Linked DNA regions of Mus musculus: all the other regions are linked to region 5. Evidence: chromatin loops called from intact Hi-C (ENCODE). Cell type or tissue: left cerebral cortex. All regions are shown on one strand.

Evidence for each region. Peaks named below come from ENCODE experiments on the same cell type or tissue, not always from the same donor. Only the 100,000 strongest peaks of a DNase experiment are listed, where the experiment ranks them.
Region 1: it touches region 5 in a loop (3-fold over the local background); 8 of 42 quality-filtered maps call a loop at or near these places.
Region 2: it touches region 5 in a loop (4-fold over the local background); 2 of 42 quality-filtered maps call a loop at or near these places.
Region 3: a loop joins it to region 5, with 6 times the contacts of the local background. A loop is called at or near these places in 22 of 42 quality-filtered maps.
Region 4: it touches region 5 in a loop (7-fold over the local background); 33 of 42 quality-filtered maps call a loop at or near these places.

The regions. Positions count from the first base shown.
Region 1 is chr2:21,203,310-21,208,309 of GRCm38, reverse strand. Enkur (enkurin, TRPC channel interacting protein) reads left to right here and starts at 2,945. Exons shown (of 5, transcript NM_027728.2): 1 at 2,945-3,238. The coding sequence starts at 3,162. It overlaps Thnsl1 (threonine synthase-like 1 (bacterial)), which reads right to left and starts at 2,586. Exons shown (of 3, transcript NM_177588.2): 1 at 2,465-2,586. In left cerebral cortex, a CTCF peak has its summit at 3,105; DNase peaks (open chromatin) are centred at 2,621 and 2,920; H3K4me3 peaks cover 2,442 bases; H3K27ac peaks cover 1,436 bases.
Region 2 is chr2:21,051,367-21,056,366 of GRCm38, reverse strand. It overlaps the pseudogene Gm13377. Among named protein-coding and RNA genes, the nearest start is that of Gm13375, 85 kb to the right of the region's middle. In left cerebral cortex, CTCF peaks have their summits at 1,535 and 2,771; DNase peaks (open chromatin) are centred at 1,462, 1,708 and 2,580; H3K27ac peaks cover 1,207 bases.
Region 3 is chr2:21,259,581-21,264,580 of GRCm38, reverse strand. No RefSeq gene overlaps it. Among named protein-coding and RNA genes, the nearest start is that of Gm52501, 33 kb to the right of the region's middle. In left cerebral cortex, a CTCF peak has its summit at 2,767 (motif pointing right); DNase peaks (open chromatin) are centred at 339 and 2,768.
Region 4 is chr2:21,188,653-21,193,652 of GRCm38, reverse strand. It overlaps Enkur (enkurin, TRPC channel interacting protein), which reads left to right. Exons shown (of 5, transcript NM_027728.2): 4 at 4,340-4,486. Among named protein-coding and RNA genes, the nearest start is that of Enkur, 14 kb to the left of the region's middle. In left cerebral cortex, a CTCF peak has its summit at 4,813; a DNase peak (open chromatin) is centred at 4,907.
Region 5 is chr2:20,896,868-20,901,867 of GRCm38, reverse strand. All of the region lies in intron 3 of Arhgap21 (Rho GTPase activating protein 21), which reads left to right. Among named protein-coding and RNA genes, the nearest start is that of Arhgap21, 68 kb to the left of the region's middle. In left cerebral cortex, a CTCF peak has its summit at 2,990 (motif pointing left); a DNase peak (open chromatin) is centred at 2,978; H3K27ac peaks cover 195 bases.

The DNA.
Region 1 (5,000 bases), 310 kb before region 5:
TCTGTGTAGCCCTGGCTATCCTGGAACTCACTCTCTAGACCAGGCTGGCCTGGAACTCAGAAATCGCCTGCCTCTGCCTCCCAAGTGCTAGAATTAAAGGTGTGCACCACCACTGCCCAGCAGCACTACCTGCTTTTATGGACACCTCAAAACAACATAATTAATCCTCTGTTTCTGCACATGCATAGGAACACACACTCTTAGGTACACACATGCATTAAACAACTCACAATGCACGCACACACACACAAGACATGGTGGACTACCTGAGTAGCTGAGTAGCTGGTTTGTTCTTATTGTCTTCATAGACAATGAATATTTCATGTTTGATTCAACATTTTACACAGGTTACTTAATATCCATTCCATAAAGAGCAGACAGTGGAAAGGCAAACACTACACATATTAACTTTCCTTACTTTCTCCAGTCTTCCTCGGGCCTACCACCCCATGGTCTCACTTCAAAATTTACCTCATTTCCTCTTTCTAAACAATACTGGCAGGTCTAAGTAAACTTATAAATTCAACTTATAAATTCTGCATCCATACAATTTCACAGTAAATGGGCTCATTAGACTAGCAAAAGGCAGGCAAGTGCGATGACAAATGGCAAATAAAAGAATATCCTTCCAATTCTGTCTTAAACTACATACTAAAGTTTGTTTTGTAATATTCAGCCATAAAAATAACTTTGGAGCCTCTCTGGCCAAGTCTTAGTTGAGCTAATTAAAAGACAGAAGAAGATGGACTAATCCTCCACTGCTGCCCGTTTACCTGTAATCCGAGTCTTCACTGTATTCTCCTTTATGTAGTTATGTAGTTTATGTAGTTAGGGTCACTCCCACCACCCATGAACTGGTGAGCGTGGCCACTATGAATTCCTAAGTGAGACGCTGGGTTGGGTTCCCATGAGCCTTTAGTCACAATACTTTTTCCAATGAATATATTAATATATATACACATATATATGCTGCTCATTAATTAATAGGAATGAAGCCAGCAGCACTCTTAACTCATTCCTGAATGAAGCTCATCTTAACATACCTGCTTTCTCTGTATACACACCAGTCTCGTCATACTTTGGACTACTACCTGAGTACTCAGTTTAGGGATCACTTTAAGTGGCCACTGAAACCATAAGAATGCAAAGCATGTGGCATGTTTTGCAGAATATAGAAAGGATATATGTTACTGAAACCCCACACAAGACAAAACACAGCTGGCCTCACTTCAGCTGGAAACATCACATACCACGCTTCCAAATTTTCACTGCCATGCCTACGTCCATAAATTACTAATAATGTGTGGCTAAGTATTGAAGAATTATGAATAAACTTGAACAAATGAGACACTGACATACAGAATCCATGAATAATGTCTGCTAACTTTATGTCGTTCCCCTTTAGTGAAAGCTGCATTCTTACACCCCTTTTCACGTATCAGCTGCTTCTAATTAGAACATGCCTTGGGTTGTCAACCTGGTTCCGACTACTGGCCTCAAATACCTGAATCCTTGGGTTCTATCCTGAGGTCAGGAAGGTATATGCCTTGGCTAATGGCTATCAAGTTGGTTAATACTGTTTACATTCTATGAATTCACGATTCAACAGTTAACATGCACAGGAGCATATATCCAACAAGGAAGTTTTTCTCTTTACATGTTAAGTAAAAAGCAGCAGAGAAATCATTTTTTTTCAAAAGCAAAAATTGGTGCTCCCTATCCACCCCTTAATCTATGGAATGTTTTTAAAGAAACCCAATCTGCTGTGAAATAAGGAAACACATCACCCCACCCCAAAAGATTATTCATCTGAACCGTGGGCTGCCCAGAAAAAAAATAGATAAATTCTATCAAACCGAAAAACGGGAAACTAAATTGTTTCTTTATTCTTATCGAATAAAATTTAGCAGAAGCCTCCAATCACGACTTGCATTGAGCGAGGCCTTCCAAGTGAGGACTGAAAAGTTCACTAAGCCACCAGGCCATTTAACCCAGCCACCAGGCAGTGAGAATTGAAGAACTGATGCACCTGACTTCCCTGGCAGGGCAACTGCCAAGTGGATTTAGACCCACGAAATTTCCTCCCAAATCCCAGGGCCAAAGGATGTGACTGGGTGAAGGCTTTCAAATGAGAGTGCAATCACAAGTGCATATGCATGAACGGGAGATCAAACAGCTCAAACGAAATATAAGCACTTCTCGGAGAGGAAAAAAACAAAAACATGTCAAAAAGGGAGTCAAGGGCTGAAACCTGGGCAAAATTCGAGGCCCTCTTCCAAAGGCTGGTCCTCCTGGCGCCGGGTAGCGCTCGCGCACGCACCGTGGAGACAGAGCACCGCAGGGCCCGCCGCAGGGTCCGGTGCGACAGGTGGATGGCAAAGAGAGGCCTGATGGGGCACGACGGAAGGGGGGATGCTAGGGTAACAACTCTCGCTGGCTTTCCATTCCTCCTCCATTAACTCACCAAGAAAACCACCCAAAGAAGAGGAAAGAGAGAAAGGGAGAAAGGGAAGCGCCTTCGGCACCGCCTGGCAACCTCAGCCGGCAAGCCCGCCCCAAGCTGCTGCTTCTGCGCCTGCGCTGACTGCGCGCTGCGCCACTAGGCCAACCACGTAACCCAGACGCCCCGCCCATTACCCCGAGGCTCCTCCCCTTCCCCGTCGATCGCTCCACCTCCGCAGGGGCGCGGCCTGAATGTTGGAAACTATTATGTGACGCGTGCGTGTCTGTCCTGCTCCCTATTGTAGAATTTTTCTTTCCAGATGTACCGAGGAAAACCACAAAATGTTTGGGTGCGGGGGGGGGGGACAATGTTTTCATGTCGTCTTTTCCAAAGACGCAGGAACGTCTTTTTCCTTACGTTTTTCTCAGACAGAAGAGGTTACAAAAAAGGAATCAGATAAAAGCCAGGTTGCCCCGTCTCCTAGCAACTGTTTCCTTAGCAACCACGTGGTCAACAACGCTAAACAGACTCGGAGCAGAATTATTTTCTTCCTGAAAAAGGGACTGTTACGAAAGGGTCAAAGGGAAATTACACGAAAGAGAAATTTTAGTTCTTTGATAAGAAAGTAAGAAAAGAAAAAGGCGGTGAGAGAAGGAGTTGAGACAGTGGGAAAGTGAGCCAAAAAGCTGAGTACTTGTTAAGGAATTCCTTGGTGGCCATGGACTCACCCTGCACTTCCGAGAGTATTTATAACCTCATACCCAGTGACTTGAAGGAGCCGCCCCAGCATCCTAGGTATGTGGGTAAGCAAAAGCGATGACTTCAGCCCAGAGGAAGATCGTTGACCTCTTTTAAAGACTTACGGGGCTGACTTTTACATTTAATCTTGGGTCGCAACTTCTTAAGACCAGGTGGACAAATCTAAATAGCGTTTCATATTTCACAGAGAAAAAAAAAAAGTGAGCTAGTGTTGTCAGACGTCCATTTTATGATCATAGCCCCCCACTAATATGCAATTATTAATTTGGTTTTAGGTGCTGTGTATAATGTGAAATTCCATGTCGTTGAAAAGAGGGGGAAAAATCTGTTTTATCCGTCCGTTTTAGGAAATCTGATGTTTAATTTAGGAACTCAATGTTGTATTTGACTTAGGCACTCTTTTGCCTCCCGTAATTTGTGTCTAAATTGAATTCTCATTTGTTTCTAGGCCTCAGTATTTCAATTGGTTTAACAAAAATGATGGACTAGAGAGTATGTCTAGGATTTTTACAGATCTTGTGGTTTAATGAAAGGGGTACAGTTGGATGGATGGAAATTCCAAAATATATAACTGAAGGAAATTCTTATGTGTTTGTTATATTTCTGAAAATCTCCAAATCTGAAAAAGGAAACTTCAAAATAAATGTCCCAGATACTTGGCCATATAGGTATTTTGTAAACTGTATTGAAGTCTGAGAGAAGAGGGCAGTCCCATGCCTCCTAGGAGTTGGTGATTTCTGTTATTTACCTTTGTCTTTTGACTTAAGAAAGTCACAGCCACTTTAAAAGAACCAGCACTCAGGTGCGCATGCCTGTTGCGGCACCCAGGATGCTGATGGGGAGAATCTGAGTTCAAGGCTAGCATGGGCTACAAAGACAGACCCTGTCTCTAAAACCAAACAACCAAGAAAAAAAAAAATCAAGAGTTACCAGTTATTATTATTGTGGAGGTCTACAATCAATTTGCACTTGTTTTCTGATTTGAAAATAAGTGAAGTAGACATTCGGAGGTTCCTTCCAAATGTAATGGCCAATTTTTTATGACGTGGAGTGGTAACAGCAAAGTGTAGGTCCTTCCATTTTAACTCAAACTGAATAGGCAGCTTATATCAGAGCAATCATGATATTGTATTTCCCTTGCTTATCAGCTGGGCATCTCTGGGGAGGAATGAAAATGCTGACACCGGTGTGGAGTTTGCAATGCTCACATTACTTGTAGCTGAATCAACTTTTGGTCCAAAATTCCTATGTACTGTTGAAGATAAACTTCCTCCTCTCTGTAGCACACTGGAAGAAACTGCCTTCTATGGAATACTGAGTTTGGATGTTAAGATATTCTACTAGTTCAGCATTTTGTTAAGTGGTAAAGAGCTTTAATGCACCTGGGAAGTTTGTTGTTTGTTTGTTTGTTTGTTTGTTTGTTTGTTTTAAAGGGGATTCATTTGGCCCCTGTTCTGTGTCTAACTGTGCCCCAGTATTCTTGCGCATGCTAGAGTGACAGCATAAATTATAAATTCCTTGGTTTATTCCTAAAAAATAATTACAAGACAGACTTAGTATAAGAAGGAATAAAGGGGGTGCCCTAAATGATCCTGTTATGATTTTGACAAGATGCCACACAAGCAAGCTACTGATTTGTTGTTGTTTTAAAGCATGATAAAACATTTCATCATGTTTCTTCACCACACTGCTACAAACTTTCTTCCCTTAGTCTTCTCACTAAGATGCTTAATAACAAGAAGATATTTAAATGTACGAGTCCCTCTTGCATCATTGAATTATAATCCAAGTTCTTGGA
Region 2 (5,000 bases), 150 kb before region 5:
ATGGCTAAGGGTGGGAGAGAAAAAGACTGCAGCTGGGGTGTGGCAGTGGTGGGCAGAGTGCTTGCCTAGCTCACATTCACAAGACCCTGGATTGAATGGCCAGCACTAGTGGGAAAAAAAACGAAAGAAAAATTTTCATTTAACTTTAGGGATATACTTTTCCTTATAAAATAAGGACATTGTGTTACTCAAACTTTGTAGCACTGTAACAAAATACCTGAAAAAGACAACTAAAAAGAGGAAAGGTTCATTTTGGCTTACAGTTTCAGGGACCTCGAATGGCCATTTGACCAGGCCTGTGGCAAGTCAGAACATCATGATAGAAAGAAATGATGATTGGGGAAGGGAGGGTATGTCCACCTTGCCGACCAGGAGAGGCTGGGGGTGGGGCGTCTACCAAACTGGACATAGATCACATATCAAAGACATGCCCCAGCCACCTACTTCCAAATAGCAGAGTCATTGAGCCACGGTCATCTGGCAGTAGTGCCATCACCTGGCTACAAAGCCTTCAACATGGGAGCCTTTGGGAAGGACAGTTTATATTCAACCCACAATAGCCGGTTCTATGGCATGCTTCCTTCATGTGTTCAGTCTTGTCTGTCCAAGAAGAATCGTCAAGACAACAAAGAAATCCAATAAGCAGATGCATGATGGGGAACAAGCTTAAGAGAAGAAAGCACTCAGCACTTACTTGGTTCTTGTTTTAGTGGTTATAGAAGAATCCAAATTATAATAAATATCTGCATAGGGTGGCAGGGTTGTTACAGGTCATTATCTAACTTCCTCTTTTTCATATATATACTTACCATGCAATCCACCAGTTCAGTCAATAAATTTGCATTTTTTCATATTACTACCCTACCAGGAATTTGGACATGGCTTCTCTCATTCAGTGCTGAGCACCTCAAGAATAGCTCCCTGCGTCTTTCCACAAATCCCCCCTTTTTTTGTACAAAACAAGAAGAAAGAGAGGGAGAAGAGGAAAGAGTAGGTGATGATGATTCTTGGGATTGTAATGATCTTAGGGAGAAGGTGAGGGTGTGGGAGTAACACAAGAGCATTAGACCTAGAATCGGGGAGGAAAGGGAAAGTAAGGAAACTTGACAGGGCTGGACCTGCATGACTAAGGAAAGAAGTCAGGAACCAAACAAGGAAATAATAAAACAGCTGAAAATGTAGTTGAGTTGGGTTTATCAAGTAGAATGATTGTGTCAATAAAGAGATGAACTTGCTGTGTTTGGGCAGAGCCATTTCAGGGAAAAGAATATAATCATGGTATGTTGTACAAAATTCAGTCAAACAATTATAAATTTTATGTATTTAGAATGAATTTTTAAAAATAGGGTAGACGTGACACATAGTAGAAGAACGTGCAGGAGGGGAGAAGTGGGGCTGAACCATCTGGAGCACTTGCCTGTGTACGAAAACCTGGAAGACAAGGGCTGCAGCCAAAATGAAGAGGGAGCCACAGAAATGGTTCTTACAGTTTTAGGAAAAGAGCCTCAGAAAGCACAAGGCAACAGCTCCCCCTGTGCCACTGTGCCATGTTCGTAACCAATAGCCCTGGAACCTCCGAGGTTCACTGAAGGTGTTGGAGTTCAACTAAGATAAAGTTTCTCATCTTTCTCTCCCCACCCCCAACCTTTCTCTGCTGCCTTCTTTCACTTTCGGGGAGGCTGGCTGAGTCATGGCTCTAAATAGGTGGGTGCTGTTGGATACAATGGGCCCTCAACAGTTCTGTGCAGTGGGCTTTCTATGCTTAAAAGCATTACTCACTGTAGTTAAGCTGTCTGCAAAACACACTCTCACTCTGATTTTTTTTTTCTCAAGTTGATTTAATCCTGGCACTTCATAAAAATGTGTGTAGCCATTAAACCAGGAGGATTCTATTCATGTCCAAGAGAAATCCCTGAAAGGCTTGAGTAAAACTCAAAGTCAGGCCCAGATCTGGCAGTGAAGTTACACAGCTGGGCAGGTTCTGTGCAAGATTTCAGGAGATGAGCACCCCACCTCCAAATAAGGTTCTAATCAAATGCCAGAATTGAAACTTGCCAAATCCTCACCACTACCACCACTGGCTGCCTTAACTTAAATCATTCCTTTTTATTGCCCCTGACTAGGCTGAGAACAATCATAGAAATGGCCACTGATAGATGACTCTGGCAATTTTGTGAGTTATTACGTAAAATAAAATGCTGAGCAACATTCCTTTCGGATTTATATTCACACTCCTCCTCACAGCCAACAACCACCACCATCCAGCCCATTTTAGCCACGCCAATCTCTCTGGGAGTGACCACACCCATAAAACCCCATTGCTGCTGCTGCTTGCTTTGTGTTTTCAAAGGTTAAAAGTAGGAATAGCCAACTTAAGAAAATCGTTTGTATTTGTATGATTCTTCTCTACCTTCTTGCCTCTTTCATTAGGAAAACTTGATGTGATGGGCTTTGCTCAGACCTCAGAATAGCAGCAAAACAACACACTGGAGTCTAGAGAGTCCCTATAGAATTTTTGCCTACAGCCCCCGCAGACTTTTACTGGCTCCCTGGGAGGAAGTGAGCTAGGTGTGAGGAGATGACTAAGACAGTAATTGGCAAACATCTCAGATTCAGCGATCATGGTTATCAGATGGGAAGTGTTTTGGAGGCACAGATTGTTCCAAAAAAATATAATAATAAAAAAAATCCCCAGCATTGCCCACTCAAAAAGTGGGAATCTTAGTAGACTGCTCAGTGCAAATTAAAAGCAGTAGACGGTAATGAACGGTTGGTTAAGGAAGAACTGCAGATCCTTAAAGATAGGTGGAGTTGGTGTCTCATGAGTAAAATGAGCTACAGAAAGTGAGAGAGATGGGCCAATATTATTCATTTATCCCACAGAGTTCTTTCCTTTTCTTCCCCATCTCTTTCCTTCCTTCCTTCCTTCCTTCCTTCCTTCCTTCCTTCCTTCCTTCCTTCTTTCCTCCCTCCCTCCCTTCTTCTCTCCCTCCCTCCCTCCCTCCCTCCCTTCCTTCCTTCCTTTCAGAGTCTTGATATATAACCCAGGCTGACCTAGAACTCATGATCTCCCCACCTCTGCCTTCCTAGGTGCTCAAGCCTTCTGGATCACCTTTTCCTATCAGTCAGAGTTCTGTATTAACCATAGGAAGATGAGCTACGGTTTGTCTCTGAGCCCTTGATTCTAATCTTGGTGCATGGAAACCCAAGGGTTGGTCCCCTTAGATACTTATACAAATGCTTCCAAGGCTGAGACAATTCCATCTTCTATACCTTCTTCCTTCATGCTGTATCATCCCATGGTAGAAAGTGGAAAGATAAGGGAGAGAGATAAGAGACTGACGGGGACCTAGGTCACTGTTATAACAATCTGCTATTAAAGCAACTAACCCATTCTTATAATGACGGTAATACTCTATTATTGGGGGCAGAACACATGTCTGGATTGCCTTTTATTGGGCCCCATCTTAATGTTTATTAGTGCTAATTTTCCAATTCAGGAACTCTGGAGAATACATTCAAAATACAGTAGAATCCAATGTCTAGTCTTAGGTTGAACAGAAAAATTACAAAGGCCTTTTAAAGGACAATTGGGAAAATTTGAATATGTAGTTGGCTTTATGTTATACTAAGAATGTATCATTTTTGATAGATGTGAGATTTTGGTTGTATAAAATAGAGAATGGTACTGTATTTAATTATACTGTATTTTCATTTTAATCCTTTTTTAAAGCACACACAAATATATTTAAAATCTTCAAAGTTAAATGTGCATCAAAAGTTAGGCAAAGTTCAGGGCTTGGTGGTAGACTACTTGCTTACCTAGTATGTTTTCATGGAAAGAGGAAGGAAGGGGAAGTGAAAAGAGAAAATCTTTAGATTTTCTGTTTTCATATATGTTTTGAATACATTTAAAAACCAAATTAGCTATATAAAACGTGTTAGAAAATATATTAGACTGAGGCTAGAACATTTGTCGGCATGCACGGCACTCAATCTCAGTCTTGCAAAAAAAAAAAAAGTTGTTTTAATGTGAATATTTTTAGAAATGTAATGTAGCAGCATATATGAGAAATGCAGTCCCACCCACCAGGAAGACAGAGCAGAGGTCAAGTGACCGCCCCTTAAAGGAGCACAGAGATAGGAGCCGTGAAGTGGGAGGAGCCATCCTCCTTAACAGTTCAGAGGTCAAGTGACCGCCCCTTACAGCAGCACGGAGATAGGAGATGCGAAGTGGGAGGAGCCATCTTCTGTAACATCTGTCAAGCTTAAAATATGTTGGAATTATTTTGACAATATATCTCAGATCGATACCCATTCAAGTCCCACTTCCTAGTTACAATCTTAAAATTATGGTTAATCTTTTTAAAGATGATGTTTATTTTACATCGTTTCTAAATTGGGGAGTAGAGGATGGAAGAAGAGAGGGAGAGGAGGAGAGGGAGAGACTGGAACATAATCCTTTTCAGGACTTCCTACTTAATTAGATAAGGATGCACACTAACATATTTTGGAAAGAAGTTTTTGTTTACACAATTGAACCAAAAAGGGATTGTGAACAGGGAAATCCAATTAACCACAGCATTCTCTAAGCATCCTGGTTAGCTAAGAGGCTTGGTCAAACCTCAGTCACACTGAAAATACATGTCCAACTTAAGTGCTGTGGAGTGAGGGCAAAGGCTATATAGTAAGCCATATTAAAATGCTAAAAAGACTCCTGTCAGTGTGAGTCTTAGGGGACACAGTGGCCTGACCCTCACAATGGCATTAATATGCAGTGCCCTGGAGAGGACACATGGGCTTTGAGAGTAGACAATATTCTTTAAAAAATGGGTTTAATAAGAGTGTCCTACCTAAGAGAAAGCACTTCCAGAAAGGCACTTCTCCACGTGTGACATGGAAATACAGCTTTATCATGGTTTTTGCATGGGTTGGTGACTTCTTAACGTTTGTATTCGTTAAACCTCTTTTGTATTAGATATAAAGAAGAACTTTATAGT
Region 3 (5,000 bases), 360 kb before region 5:
AGGATAATATTTAAGAAACCACATTCTGGGAACCACTCGTGTGGGCACGAGATGGTAAGGCATTGCTCTCCGGAAAAGGTTACGTGCTAGCTGGAGGCACGGGTACCTTCTAAAGCACAACACCCAAAACAGAGCCCTCCTGCCCACTCTGCCTTACCAGTAGCAGAACACAAGCCAGGCAGCCTGGGAGATGCGGAGGCCAGTGTCCAGCCAACACTGTCCTTCTTTAACCCTGTCCCCAAGTCATTCAGCAAGAAGAATCTCTCCACCAAGGGACCAGCAATGTTACTCCAAGCAAGGCCAAGTGCCAGAGGGCACGCGGATGGTCTGGTTCCTTCCATCAGCAGTCATGGGGTGAGACAGCTTCGGGGTCAGCCAAGTCTGCAGTGAAAACAGGACTTGCTTTGTTCTCACTGAGAACAAAACCTCTGAGAGCATCATTCATTAACATCACATGTTGTAAGTGTTGGGGTACTAGGGTGCTACAACAATCTAAGAGAAAGTTGGGTTAGCTTCTTTTTCATCAAAACTTTTAAAAGGTAAACTGGGGCTTAAAGCAAAGACAAGCATTTTTCCCTTCCCTACCCAGACTTAAGGGACGTCAAGAGGCTAAGACGGGAATGACAATGCAAAATTAAAACTATGTGGTCCGACGGCTTCGGTGTTCAATATTTGCACCTAAGGAGGCAAGGGGTAGTTCTGACCTTTGACTGACTCAACTTTTACTCATCAATTTGTTCAAAACCTACTATAGTTTTCTTCTACACAGGGTGGGCTAATACAGTAGTTCCCTGCTGCATTTCAAGAAGAGCCCACACATCCTTCCACCAGGACTGAAAACCGGCAAGTCTTTTTTCTGTCTCTCTCATTTATTTGTTTATTTATTCACTTTCCATCCTGATCAAGGCCTCATCTCCTCCAAGAGCCCCCTTACACGGTCCCTCGCCATCCTCCCCCTCCCGTTCTCCTCTGAGAAGGACAAAGCACCCTTTGGGTACCTGGCTCATCAGGTCACCAAAGGACTAGGCACATCCCCTCCCATTGAAGCCAGAAAGTTTTAAATAAAATGCAGATCACCTAGTGAAAATCAGTGAGTGCCAGCCCACCCTGGATTTCACCTCCCTTTTCCCTTCCCTTTTCCTTAGTTGTTCAACACCAGCTAGAGCAGGAGCCAGCACACTGAGGAAGTAGCTTCCTCAATGCCTCTCATGCAAAGCCCTCCAGCTCCTAACTGCCCATCTCTCCAGAGCCTCGGGACCTCAGGACTAAGTCTTGGGAGGCGAGTGCATATTGCATAGTTTGACCTCTTAGAATAACCCCCACCCCTCAGCTTTGCTAACAGCATCCTTTGAATTCCTTTCCTCCAGCACTTTGCCTGCAAGTCCATAAAGAGCTCTCCTCCAAAAAAGGGGGTGGGCAATGGTTTCTGGACTGAAGTACAAACACCACTCATACAGGTCACCGCCTTCCTTGCCCACCGTGACATCAGTTGACATACAGCCTGGATGCACCGCCTCATTGTAATTCTGGTGAGGTGGATGTATTTGTCCCCCTCTCATTGCAGCTGCACATTAAGTCCTGAAAGATGGCCTGTTCTTAGCCAAGTACAGACTGAGAAGCTGGGATAGCCAGCTTTCATCCCAACGAGGTGGGTGTGAGGGAGGTGGTTGGAACTGCAATAGAACATTTACTGGACAGGTGAACCAAGAGTGACAAAAAGGAAAGTGTTTCTCACTTTATGTTTGGCACTTGCTGTAAATTACAAGCCAAGCACAATGGCCACAATGGCAGCAGCGGAGAGGAAGCTGTCTTTCTTCTAAGAAGCGGCTGCTTCGTTTGCATGCCTAGGACTGGAATCCAAGTTACAAGTCAGTGGATTAGGTCCTCTAAGGAGACACATATGAAAATCTGTGCCAGTTTTTCCAATTGTTTGCCTTAGATAAGAAGGAGGGAGTTAGAAAGGCGGGACATAGGCAGATAGAAGGGAAGAAAGGAAGTGGGAAGGAAGTACAGATAGGGAGGGGAAAGGTGGGTGGGAAGGAAGTGGGTGGGAGGGAGGCCAGGCCAGGCCAGGGAGGAGATAGATGGTCCTCCATTTAGCCAAGCTGCTCACCTGGCTATAGACATGGCAAGCACATGAAGAACTCAATAAAAGGCAATAAAAGATATAGGGTGCTGTGGCTAACTGAGGCAATTGACTAAACTATGAGAAAAGACTCTCACACAGACTTTGGACATAGCCTGAAGCAAGCAGCTGGCTTGCTAGTGAAGCCTAAAATCTCTTCAGGTTTTTATTGTTTTCCTAATGCTTTCAATTTTATGAAAAGCGAAAACAATTTTTAGCATGTGTGTGATGTATGTGCATGTGTGAGAGTATGTTTGTGTGTTCCTCCATAGTTTATGTGAGCATTGTCAACTCCATGGCTATTTTATTCTCACACACACACACACACACACACACACACACACACACACACACACACACACACACACGTGAGCTCGCACACCACAACCCCCACTGTGGGTTATTGAATTCATTTTTAAAAAGAAGTTGAGGTGCTTCCCTGAAGGAGAAAATCTTGACTGATGCCTGGTGGCAGAAGCAGACACAGATGGCCTGCTTAAGACAGAAACTTCTGTGAAGTGAGGAAGACACTTTCAAAAACACGGCTCCTATTATTTTCAAAGGGCATTTAAGGACACCACTGATCTTGGCTTCTGGTCTGTGCAGGGCAGCCATCCTGCTGGTCCAGTGTGCAGATCAACCGCTAGAGGGAGACAGGGACCTGAACTTCCACAGCAGTCAGGCTTCCCTACATAGTGGAAGAAGTTTCACTTCATGTCTTTGGAGACTGCTCAATTTCTAGATTGATCCCTCTCTTCAATAGTCACTGAAGGGCCTCTGTGCGTTCACATTACACAGTTAGGGACACCAAATCTGTACACCCAGTAGGGCCAGTCTTGCATTTGAAGTGGTATAGAGAGAAGTCAGGAAGTTTACAAAGCAAACATGCCAGCTTTCCCCTAGGCTCCTATCTCACCTGACTGACAATTTGAGGACAGGCCTGCAGCATCTGTCTCACCTGCTGCCTGGCTTTGGCCACACTGAAGGTTTAAACAAGGGAACGAAGCAAAAGCTCCTTTGCCTTTCAAAACTGTATCTGCTATATGTAGCCAGTTCCCTCAGTTAATGTAACAGAGACACCTCTTGGGTTATCCTCTATCAGCATGCCCCATGGGTACATGAAGAGGTGTTCACTTGGCATTAACTACTAGAGGGAGACCAGATGCTCCCTACCAAGGAAACAGTGAATAAGCTCTGACGACACTCCCGGATGTGTTATGAGGAATCCTTTATCATCACAATCTAATGGTGATTCAGATGACTCGCTGGGTCAGCTACTAAAGCTCTTTTCAACTAGTAAAATCATTTGCCACACAAGTCTGATGATCTGAGTTCAATTCCCAAATCCAACAGTAGGCGAGGACCAAGCTGTCCTCCGATCTCCACATATACACTGTGACACTGGACCCGCACACACGCATACACACAATGATAATTAATTTTCAAAATTAAACACTAAATGAAAACTAGCACATTGGAAAACTAATGATCAAGTTGAGCTAGATCACTTTTGTTTTTTTGAAACAGGATCTTACTGTGTAGTCCAAGCTGATGGAAACTCAGCAGCCTCCTCCCTCTGCATCACTATAGCTGGCTGATCTTCATTAGGTTTTTTGGTTTTTTTTTTTTTTTTTTTTTTTTTTTTTTTTAGTAAAGCTCTATGGGACTGCAGATATGGCTAGGACATGTCTCCAGGAGCACTGGCTGCTTTTCCAGAGGGACCAGGTTCAGTGCCCAGCATCCACAAGGTAGTTCACTGAACCTGTCTTCTGGCCTACTAGGAGACCAGGCACACAGGTCATGAACACACATGCTTTTAGGCAAAGTACTAATATACATAAAATAAAATCATCTTAAAAAAAAAAAAGCAAAGGCTCAAACTCTGAGCTATTGCTAAGAGCTGAACTTTCCTCGTCTTTCTTAATTTTTTACGTTAAAATACATACTCATTTTATAATCAAAACCTGGAATAAACTACTTTTAGGGAAAAAAGAAGGTGCTCCTTTTGTGTGAATGAGTATAAAGGAGATTGTAACCAGTGAGAACAAAGGATGGTTACTAAGGAAGTGCTCTAGCAGGAAGGGTGAGGAGTGTGTGGAGGGGGATGGCGAAGCTAATGCATGCTCACCTCACCTAGCTCCCTGTGCAGTGCCCAGCCAGGCACCGCTCTCCATAATGAAAACTTATCAGGGAGACAGGAGCAGATGACAACCCTCCAGACTACACTGCCTGCCAAGAACAAGCCCTTGGATTCCAGGCCGATTAGAAAGCGAGCACTGAAACCTTTGCTAGGGGGCTTTGCAAGGCAGAGAGAAACAGTTACCATTTTGTGAGGCAGAGAGAAACAGTTACCATTTTGGCAAGTTTTATTTTTATTCTGCTCAGTTCAATTCACAGTGATTATAAATGACCCAAATAATTTTAATTAACTCATAAATCGTGTTCTTTACTGCATAAAATTCATTTGGGCATTTGCCAGAGTCAGCGAGTGGATGTGTTTTATGTATCCAGGAAAACACTTATATTTTAAAATATATGGGTGGCATCTGTAAAGTGGAGGAGGCAAGCATTTGTGTGTGATTGAAAGAAAATCTGGAGGAGACTGTCCCTCATTGAGCTAAGGCAAGCAGTAGAGGAACTAGGTAAGATGTGCGTCTGAGGACTTGGAGGGTGTTTTTATTTAATTTAAGGAGAATGGTTGCAACTCCCCGCAGACATGCAAATGGGCATCCAGCATTTTGGTCAGGGCCCAGGAGTCTCCACAGTTTCCGCTCCTCATCAGTCACTTGTAGCTCACTCACCTAGTGAAAGGCTCTACGGAAAGGAAGGAGAGTGGATTGCTGGGGTCTGAAATAACGTGGAAAATAGAGGCAGA
Region 4 (5,000 bases), 290 kb before region 5:
TTAATCCCAGCACTTGGGAGGCAGAGGCAGGCAGATCTCTGAGTTTGAGGCCAGCCTGGTCTACAGAGTGAGTTACAGAACAGCCAGGGCCACACAGAGAAACCTTGTCTCAAAAAAAAGAAAAAGAAAAAAGAAAAAAAGAGAAGGTTTTTTAAATAAAAAAAAAAACTTACAAAGAAAAATACTTAAATCTTATCCTATTTTCTATACTTTGTTGAGCATAAAAGTATGTGTGAACACATACTAAAATAAGCTGCAAAGTCCTAAATATTAATAACAAATAGTAGTTAGTTGTGACCAGAAATAGAAAAGAAATAGGAAGGAAGGAAGGAAGGAAGGAAGGAAGGAAGGAAGGAAGGAAGGAAGGAAGGAGGAAGGAAGGAGGGAGGGAGGGAGGGAGGGAGGGAGGGAGGAAGGAAGGAAGGAAGGAAGGAAGGAAGGAAGGAAGGAAGGAAGGAAGGAAGAAGGAGAGAGAGCGCGCGCTTAAGGAATAGAGAAGCAGAGGGAGAGAGGAAAAGGAGAAAGGGAAAGAAAAGAAGAAGAGAAGGAAAAACAGATGAGAGGGAAGGGGAGAGGATGAGGGAAGGGGAGGGAGAAGATGGGAAAGGGGAGGGGAGAGGAGGGAGGGTGAACTCTAACCGTGAGGGATGATCTAGGTAGTCCAGTGATGTGCTGCATACCACCTATGAGTGTAGAAGTGGAAACAGGCTCCAGGCCATATTCAGAGCACAGCGCCCATTCTCTGGGAAATTTGTCTTGTCCAGCAGGCTAAGATCACCTCCGGAAGAACTCAGCTGTTGTCGGGTCGCTGGCCTCGTGCTGAGAACATTACTAAGGCTTCTCGGGATACTTATTCCATGGTTCTTGTCCCATCACTGGCTCCTTCAAGTCACTTCCAACCCACTATTGATCTGTTGTGACAGCAAGGGCTGCACACACTGCCTCTCCTCTGTGCCGTCCCTGTTTGTGCTCCCCATGTTAATACACTTTCTTTTTGAAAAAATGTTGAAGTATCCTCCATCACAGAAATATAAAGCTCACAGAGTGTGAGAGTGTGTGTCTATCAAGCCACAGAGGCAGCACACACTTGCTGTTCTCTTGCTGTCTCTCTTCACAGACTTATTTGGTCAACTTCAGAGTTAACTCAAAAAAAAAAAAATCCATGATAAGTAGTGGAGGTCACCATGTCTCAGTTTGGTTTCTATTACTATCCTATGTGCTAGACCAAAACCAACATAGAAGGGGAAGGGTTTATTCAGTCTTACAGTTTATAGTCCATCACAGAAGGAACTCAGACCAGGAACTCAACCCAGGAATGGGGAGACAGGAGCTGATGCAGAGGCCATGGAGGGGTGCTGCTGACTAGCTTGCTCCCATGGTTTTCTCAGTTTGCTTTTTTTATAAAACCCAGGACCACCAGCGTAGGGATGGCACCACCCACAGTGGGCTGTGCCCTCCCATATCAACCATTAATCAAGAAAATGCCCAAATAGACTTGTTTTAGAAGCCAATTTGATGAAGCCATTTTCTCAATTGAGCTTCTATCCTCCCAGATGATTTTAGCTTATGCCAAGATCATAACAACAGCAACAACAACAACCAGTATCAGATGATAAAGGGATACAATTTGGGGAAAAACAAATAGACCACCCCCTCATTGGTTCTAAATGAATTATATGTCATTTGTGCGTTGAGATTGTGGAGACAAACTGAAAGATGAATGAGCATATGGTGTGTGTCACAGTAACAGCGAGCTAGCATTTCAAATTCTGACTTGCTGCTTGCTAACTTTGGGATCTGTGACATGCCATGGAATCGACCACAGGGGTATAGTGAGCATTAAATGACATTAAGTGTACTAAGTACCTGACAATGTCTGGCACTTAATAAAATGGCCAGAATGGATAAACATTATAATAGAACAATTAGTGACACCATTCATCAGCCTCCAGCCACTTAGCTTGTAGCAACCCATAAGATCACTAAAGCTTTTGCTCATTTGCCAGATTATTTTCCTAAAATGCATTACACTGGTCCCTTTCCTGAACATAACATCCCAAACATAATCTAACCTTTAAAAAACTATCTTTTTATTATGGAGCATGTGCCACAGCTCACATGCAGAAGTCAGGGGATGACTTTTTGAGAATTATAAGTTGTTTCCTTGACTACCAGAGCCCTCACGGCTGCTTCCTGGGAGATAACTTCCCTGGGATCTTTATCTTCAGTAGGTTCCCTTTCATATTACCCTTCTTAGCCCTTGTTTACATCAGAGCATGTGCACATGTTATAGTCTTCTTCCTCAGTATCACAGGGGTACCTTGTGGGTACCAATATCCACAAATACTTGTGGCCTTCATATGAATGGCTTAGTAGATGTATGTAACATACATAACCTGTTATGGGCTTTACTCTTAGTCTCTAGATATCTTAACGTAGCCAATATAATAGGGCAAATGCTGTATAGATCATTGGTATACCATGTTGCTTAGGGAAGAAAATCAATACAGATGTCATTTAATTTTTTTAGGTTTATTTATTTTTATGTGTACTTTGCCTAAGTATTTTAATGAGTATTTTGCCTGCATGTATCTCTGTCTATGTGAGCAGTGCTGTGAAGGCCAGAAAAGGTTGTTAGATCCCCTGAAACTGGAGTTACAGATAGTTGTAAGTCACAATGTGAGTACTGGGAACTGAACCCAGGTCCTCTGCAAACGCAGCCAGTGCTCTTTAACTTCTGAGCCATCTTCCTGGCCCCAGATACAGATGCCTAGTGTTTTCCTCTTTTGAAGTAGACTGAACACATTTCTCTACCCAAGAATAAGAATCCTATGAGGAAAGACACCTTACTTTTCTGTTCACTATTACTCTTAGTACTCAATATGTCCTCAAATACTGTTTTGAAAACTGAACACAAAGAAATTGTAGTCCTTTAGACAGTGACACTACATTCACTAATATGAAAGAAGTACAGCCAGTGGCCTCACCATCAGTTCCTGTGAGCATCCCAGGAGCCCAGACAGGCAGCTCGCCCTTCCATATCAACCTTAGAGGCCACAGCCAAGCTCCCCGTGGGCCTAGTGCCCAGGAAGGGCTTGCTTTTATGGTTTAAGAGGGTTTGTCTTTTTTATTTAGCCAGGTGTGTGTGTGTGTGTGTGTGTGTGTGTGTGTGTGTGTGAGAGAGAGAGAGAGAGAGAGAGAGAGAGAGAGAGAGAGAGAGAGAAGGCACCTCGGAGATACTCAAGAGATTTCAAGCTAAATTATACAAGAAAGAAAAAAACAACTCTTTTTTTTAAAAGACTTACTTTATTTTTTTAGCTGTGTATATGCACATGTGTCCATGTGTATATCATTGCAGTACCTACAAGAAGAGGACATCTCCCTTGGAACTGGAGATATTGCTGGTTCTGAGCTACCTCAGTGGGTGCTAGGAACTGAACTCAGCTCTTCTGCAAAGGCAGCAAGGTTTCTAACCACTGAGCCTTCTCCACAGCCCCAGAAAAGCCAACACCTAAAAGTGAAAGTTTCTGGTTATGGTGATGTTAGTCTCAGCACTCAAGAATCTGAGGCATGTGGATCTCTATAAATTTGTGGCTAGTCTGGTCTACATAAAGAGTTCAAGGCCAGCCTGGGCTACTCTGTCTAAAAAATAGTCTAGAGTTTAAGAAGAGACACTGGTGATAGAAGAGAGAAAACAAATTGCTACAAGTTCTCTCTCTCTCTCTCTCTCTCGCTCGCTCGCTCACTCGCTCTCATGTGTGTGTGTTATGTATGTGTGTTATGTGTGGTGTGTGTACATTATGTGTGTTGTGTGTGCGTGTTATGTGTGTTGTGTGATGTATGTGTGTTATGTGTGTATTATGTGTGTGTACATGTGTGTATGCATGTGTGTGTGTGTTATGTGTGTGTGCGTGCCCAAGTATATACACATATGTGAAGGTCAGAGGACAATTTATAGAAGTCAGTTCTCTGCTTCCATCCTGTGAGTTCAGGAGATTGAATTCAGATTGTAAGACTTGGTGGCAAGTACCTTTACTCAGTGAGCCAACTTTCTGGTCCAGCATCTTATTTTAAGAGATCAGAATGAACTAGCTCTACGTTTTGGAAGTGGCGTATGTGTGCGCTCATGTGCATGTATGTGCATGTAAGTGTGTATGTGTAATGGCTGGATTTTGCCAATTTGCCTAGTTTTTGTTTATTGGGTCATTTTTGTTTGTTTTTTTCTTGAATATTGAAAACAATAAGCTTTCTTGTTCTCTAATTCCCAGTTGCTCTGCTCACACACAGAAGACTGCTCACAGGAAACTGATTGGCTTTTTTTCTCTGGAAATCCTCGCAGGATTATGGCATCACGCCTGAGTACATATGCAAGCGAAATGAGGATGTGAAGAAAGCACAAGAAGAGTATGACAATTACATCCAGGAGAACCTCAAGAAAGCGGCCATGAAGAGACTCTCTGACGAAGAAAGGGAGGCAGTTCTGCAGGTGAGCCTGTGGGCTTCAGGCCTCTCTAACTCTTCGTCCACCCCCCAGCCCTGCTACTGAAGCCGGGGCTTCCACTGTCTCAAAGCAGTCTCTTTGGGCTCTAGCAAAAGTGCTCAGTAAAGCTTACTCTTTGAAAAGGGAAAGGAAAAAATAAAAGCAAGCCATAATACAGAGATTCATAAAATATTTTGTTTCCAATTTGGTGCATTTAGGTTGTAAGGAAGCCCACTTTCTCCTACAACAAACTGGTATTTTAAAAGAGTGAGAAAATAGTTACTTCCATTCACTAAATTTATTTTTTAAAGTACTCATAACGGAGCTATTTTTCACTAGATGGAGCTCTAGAATAATTGAAGCTGTCTCCAAGCTGTATCTTTTCCATTCTAGTAACTCAGCTACCCAGGTTATTGCGTGAATGGATATTAGGTTTCACATATGGTTCCTCTATTTTGAATAAATGGGCCATTTGACATATCGTTGTTGTAGTTTAATGGAAGAGGTCTATCTGAAGTGT
Region 5 (5,000 bases):
ATGTTCATTAATAACACTGTGGAAATCCTTGCTCCCCAGAACAGCCTGTTGATTGTTCCTGTCTGTGGTAAGTTAGGTGAGAATTCCTGCCTCTTGATTAACCTGTTCCGAGAAACTAAGGCACTAACACAAGTTTGATACTGGGAAATAAGGAAACAAGAAGCAAAAATTGGTTATTAGATTATGCAAAGTAAAATATCGAGTTGTTGAGTATGGACTTTCCCTCGTAGCTCCCTCTGTGCTTGCCCCTTCCGCATCCTCCTCCTCTCTTTTTGTAGAATCAGGATTTCCTTATGTTGACTTGGCTGCTTTTGGACTCCTGGGCTCAAGTGACTCCTGTCTCAGCCTCCCAAGTCAAGTGCTAACTACAAATCCACCCCATTTACTTATCATTATGTTTTTGAAACGATTTCTATGAATTCTTCTCAGAGAAAAGATGATGAAGGACAGAAAATGCGTCCTGTGACTGAGTTTTTCATTAAGTAGGTACCGGGTACATAGTAGGAGCTTGTATGCACAGTGCCTGTTGGGTAAGGGGAGGATGCTGACACCTTTTGTCATGGCCACCATGGCCTGTTCCTAAGTGACTGCTCTGTGTCTTCCTTCTCCCTCCCCATAGCCCGGGTAACTCAGGGTTAGTGGTACCTAGTGATTTAGAAACCATATTTCAAATAACTAAGAAAGTCTTTAAGAAAATAACAAAAATAGGGCAATCTTGGACTTACATAGAAATGTAGACATATTCTATAAAATAAACCAGTAGGTGAAAAGTTTAAAAGAGAATCTTGATACTACTTAAAAATAATGAATGGTAATCTATAATGAAAGGAATTGAGCTGGATTAAAGAGGCTGTCAGAAACTCACTTTTAAGGTGAAGACTTTAAGACTTGAAAAACATAATACATGAAGTTTAACCTGGCAGTCAAGAAACTAGATGTGATTTCAAAATCTCTGTAAGGGTTCTAAACACTTTATTATGAAATATTTTAATGTGAAAGATAGCTTCAGAGAGAATTAATCGGAAGTCTTTGGCAGAGATAAGTAACTGTAAGAGAACTAGAGAGAGATTCACACTAGGGTTTGAGCCGCCTCTAAAACATGGCTCTCTTCTCTGGCTTTTTCTTAGTAGTATTGCCCCAGACAGTACTGTAATTAGGTGGTTTTAAGCTGGCTTTTCCTAGCTGCTGCATAACTTACAACCAGGGTCACAGAACCAGTGTTCACCTCCTCCTGTGTCTGGTCTTTGGAGGAAAGCAACAGGCTTGCCTCCTGAGGGAGAGATAGTCCTCACGTTTAAATGTTCATTAGGGACAGACAGTTCATTGTGTGAAGCACCACCCATGCTTGTTAAAACTCCTCAACTTCCACACTTTACTCCTAAGATGTGTCTCCACCCTCCCAACTCAGTTTTTGTTCATAAAAGGAAACTTCAGATGTTTAAGGATTGAAAGGGCGGAGGCAGGGCAGGCCAGGTATCACACTGGATGTTGTCCTTGTAGGAGACGGTGCCCGCTGTGTGGCTGAGGCTGTAGCATGTGCCAGAGCGAGTGTGCTGCTGGCTATCTCTATTAACTTTCCCTGGAAGGGCGGCAGAAAAGGCAGTGCCCAGGTGCCGTCCTCCCTGTGCAGTGGAGGTGTGGGTGAAGAATAACATATGCGTTCGGTTCATCCCGCAGCGCCAGTTCTGCTTACCAAAAGTGGCCCACTAGGCACTCGCATTCCACGCCCGGCTCCACGCCAGCGAGCCGGGCTTCTTACCCATTTAAAGTTTGAGAATAGGTTGAGATCGTTTCGGCCCCAAGACCTCTAATCATTCGCTTTACCGGATAAAACTGCGTACGTCGGGAAAAGAGCGAGAGCGCCAGCTATCCTGAGGGAAACTTCGGAGGGAACCAGCTACTAGATGGTTCGATTAGTCTTTCGCCCCTATACCCAGGTCGGACGACCGATTTGCACGTCAGGACCGCTACGGACCTCCACCAGAGTTTCCTCTGGCTTCGCCCTGCCCAGGCATAGTTCATAGCTCTCCTGCTGGAGAGCCCGGATCTTGTTCCTCATTGCTTTCCATAGCCTACATAGAAAGTATGTGACTCCTAACTTAATCAGTGTTTATTGTGGGAATTGCAGCCCCCTGCTTTCAATGTTCAACAGATAACTTCTCATCTTTGACATAAAAACAGAGCAGAAATATTCAAAGCTAAGTGTGAGGACAGTTAAGAATTAAGAAATACATTTTTTGTTTGTTCATTCATTTAGCAAACATCTGTGCAGTCTGCACCATGAGCCAGACACACTAGGCTGATTGCGTGGAAGGAAGCGTGCTGCCTCTAGCCTCACTTCCTTCAGAGTGTTGAAAATGTCATGTGATATAGTGCACTTCCTCGGCCGGCCGGTTAATGAAACGTGCCTTCTGCGCCCCTTTCCTTCTCACTGTGTGGCGGTGTCCACAGTCATCTCACACTAACCGCTTCACCATTTTCCCACTCTCAGGTGAAACATAGGGCTGTAGGGCAAGGATTTTTTTTTTTCAAATTCAAAATAGTTTCTATGCTTAAAACATCATCTTATATTTCCATCTTCCCGTGTTTTATGTGTAAATTTGTGGGTGTATATGTTTCTAATAAATGTACAGAAGAAACAGAGAGCACACAGAGGACAGCCTTGATAAGCTTATTAGTTCAGGGGTTGAACAGTGTATAAATCCAGAGATGGGAAGTTGTTGCTTATGATTAACAAATTTGTCTGGGTTGTCAGAGAAATTTACAACCTCGCAAAGCAGAAACAACAGGGCTCTGACTCTAGACATAGACATCATTTATGAAGCTCCTGAAACAAGGGAAAAGACTAACATTACTGAACTCCAAGTGCTCTGAAAGGCGGTTACGGACTGTTCATTCAGAGAGAACTAGGGGGAAGTATTTGTTGGATAACAGGCTCCCACAGTGTTTCTGCCCAGCTATAGCTCTAAAACTGATTCATGTCTGACCCCTAGTGGAGGTACGCTGGCTCTTCTGTTGCCTACCCTGTCCCTGTACTGGGAAGGCCAGACAGCTTCAGGCTGTTTACTGTTAGCATTGTCCAGGCTGAGGTTTTGAAGTAGATAGCAGTTACTTACTGAGCATCCGTTACATCCATTCTGTGCACTTGAGATTTCTGCGCAGCGTATTTTCTATAAACTCACAGGATTTTAATGTATAACTGAGCAAGTCCACTGTAAACTTACGGGATTTGAGTATGTAGCTAAGTGTATAAGTATATTAAGTATATAGCTAAGAAGATTGACTATAAACTCAGATAATTTTAATTTGTAAACGAGTAGATGCCCAGTAAACTCACAGGATTTGAGTATATAAGCAAGCACACCCACAGGTATCTTGTTTATAAACTTAACCTGGGGGTGTCTTGTGATTTTCACGTGTGAGCCCTTTCTGAATTTGTCTCACGGCTTTGGGAGCTTTGTCAGTTCTTAGTGTTAAGTGGATACTTAAGGTAAAAGATTGCCTTGTGCTCAGCTTCTATGTGAACGAAACTCCATTGTGCAGAGTACTCCATTGTAGACACCCAGTGCAGCATTTTGGTTTTGCCAGCAGGTTAATACTAAAGTTCTTATCTTTCAGCTATGCCTGCCCAAATATCTATAGGGTTTATGAATGAACTGGCATCTGGGATTTAACTTTAAAAGCTTTATATGGGTGCGAGTGGGCTTATATGAAATGTGATTTTCTTGGTTCCCTAGTCTCCTGGGGCTTTGTGCTGTTAGCATCTCTGGTTCTGAATGTATGAAACACTCCCATGACAAAAAAAGTTTTTATAATTAAATGTCTTTTATCTGAAAAAGTTTAACATGAGTAATTTCAAACATAGTTTACTTTTTACAGTTTTAAACTGGTTTATTTTACTCCATTGCTTGAAGGTCAGGTTGCATTAAGAGAGTATATGCGGGGCTGGTGAGATGGCTCAGTGGGTAAGAGCACCCGACTGCTCTTCCAAAGGTCCAGAGTTCAAATCCCAGCAACCACATGGTGGCTCACAACCATCCGTAACAAGATCTGACTCCCTCTTCTGGTGTGCAACCATCCGTAACAAGATCTGACTCCCTCTTCTGGTGTGTCTGACGACAGCTACAGTGTACTTACATATAATAATAAATAAGTCTTAAAAAAAAAAAAAAAAGAGAGTATATGCTTGCTTCTACTATATGAAATTGTGATTGAAATGTGACAGGTCTTCATCTGGATCCCATTCAGAGATTATTATAATTTGAGATTAGGATTCCTAAAGTTGTCAGATCTGCAGATTGGGAGGTAAAACTTGAATGTATTAACTAGCATTTTGAAAATGAGTATATTGTCTTCTTAGTTTGGGTTTTACTGCTGTGAAGAGACACCAGGACCCAGGTAACTCTTGTAAAGACAGCATTTAATTGGGGCTGGCTTACAGAATCTGAGGTTCAATCCATTATCATCATGGCGTGAAGCATGGCAGCATCCAGGCAGGGATGGCGCTAGAGGAGCTGAGAGCTCTATATCTTGTTTAGAAGGCAAAGAGAAGACTGGCTCCTATGTGACTAAGAGGAGGGTCTCAAAGCTTACCCCCACAGTGACACACTTTCTCCAATAAGGCCATTCCTCCTAATAGTGCCACTCCCTGGGTCAGGCGTTATACAAACCATCACACTCATCTTGAATAGACTATGGAGAACAGCTTGACTTAATAATTTACTTTTCCCCATCTCTCTGTTGATTTTCCTCATACCACAAAAGAAAAGAAAAAAGAAAAAACACAGGCTAACAATCAGCTATAGTATTTTAATGTTTGATTACAAAATGCATGCTTTTTGTTTGTTTTTGTTTTTGTTTTCAAGACAAGGTTTCTCTGTGCAGTCCCACTGTCCTTGAACTATGTAGACCAGGCTGGCCTCAAACTCACAAGAGAGCTACCTGCCTTTGCTTCCTGCCTCTCCTGCTTCTCCTGCTTCTCCTGCCTCCATGTGCTGGGT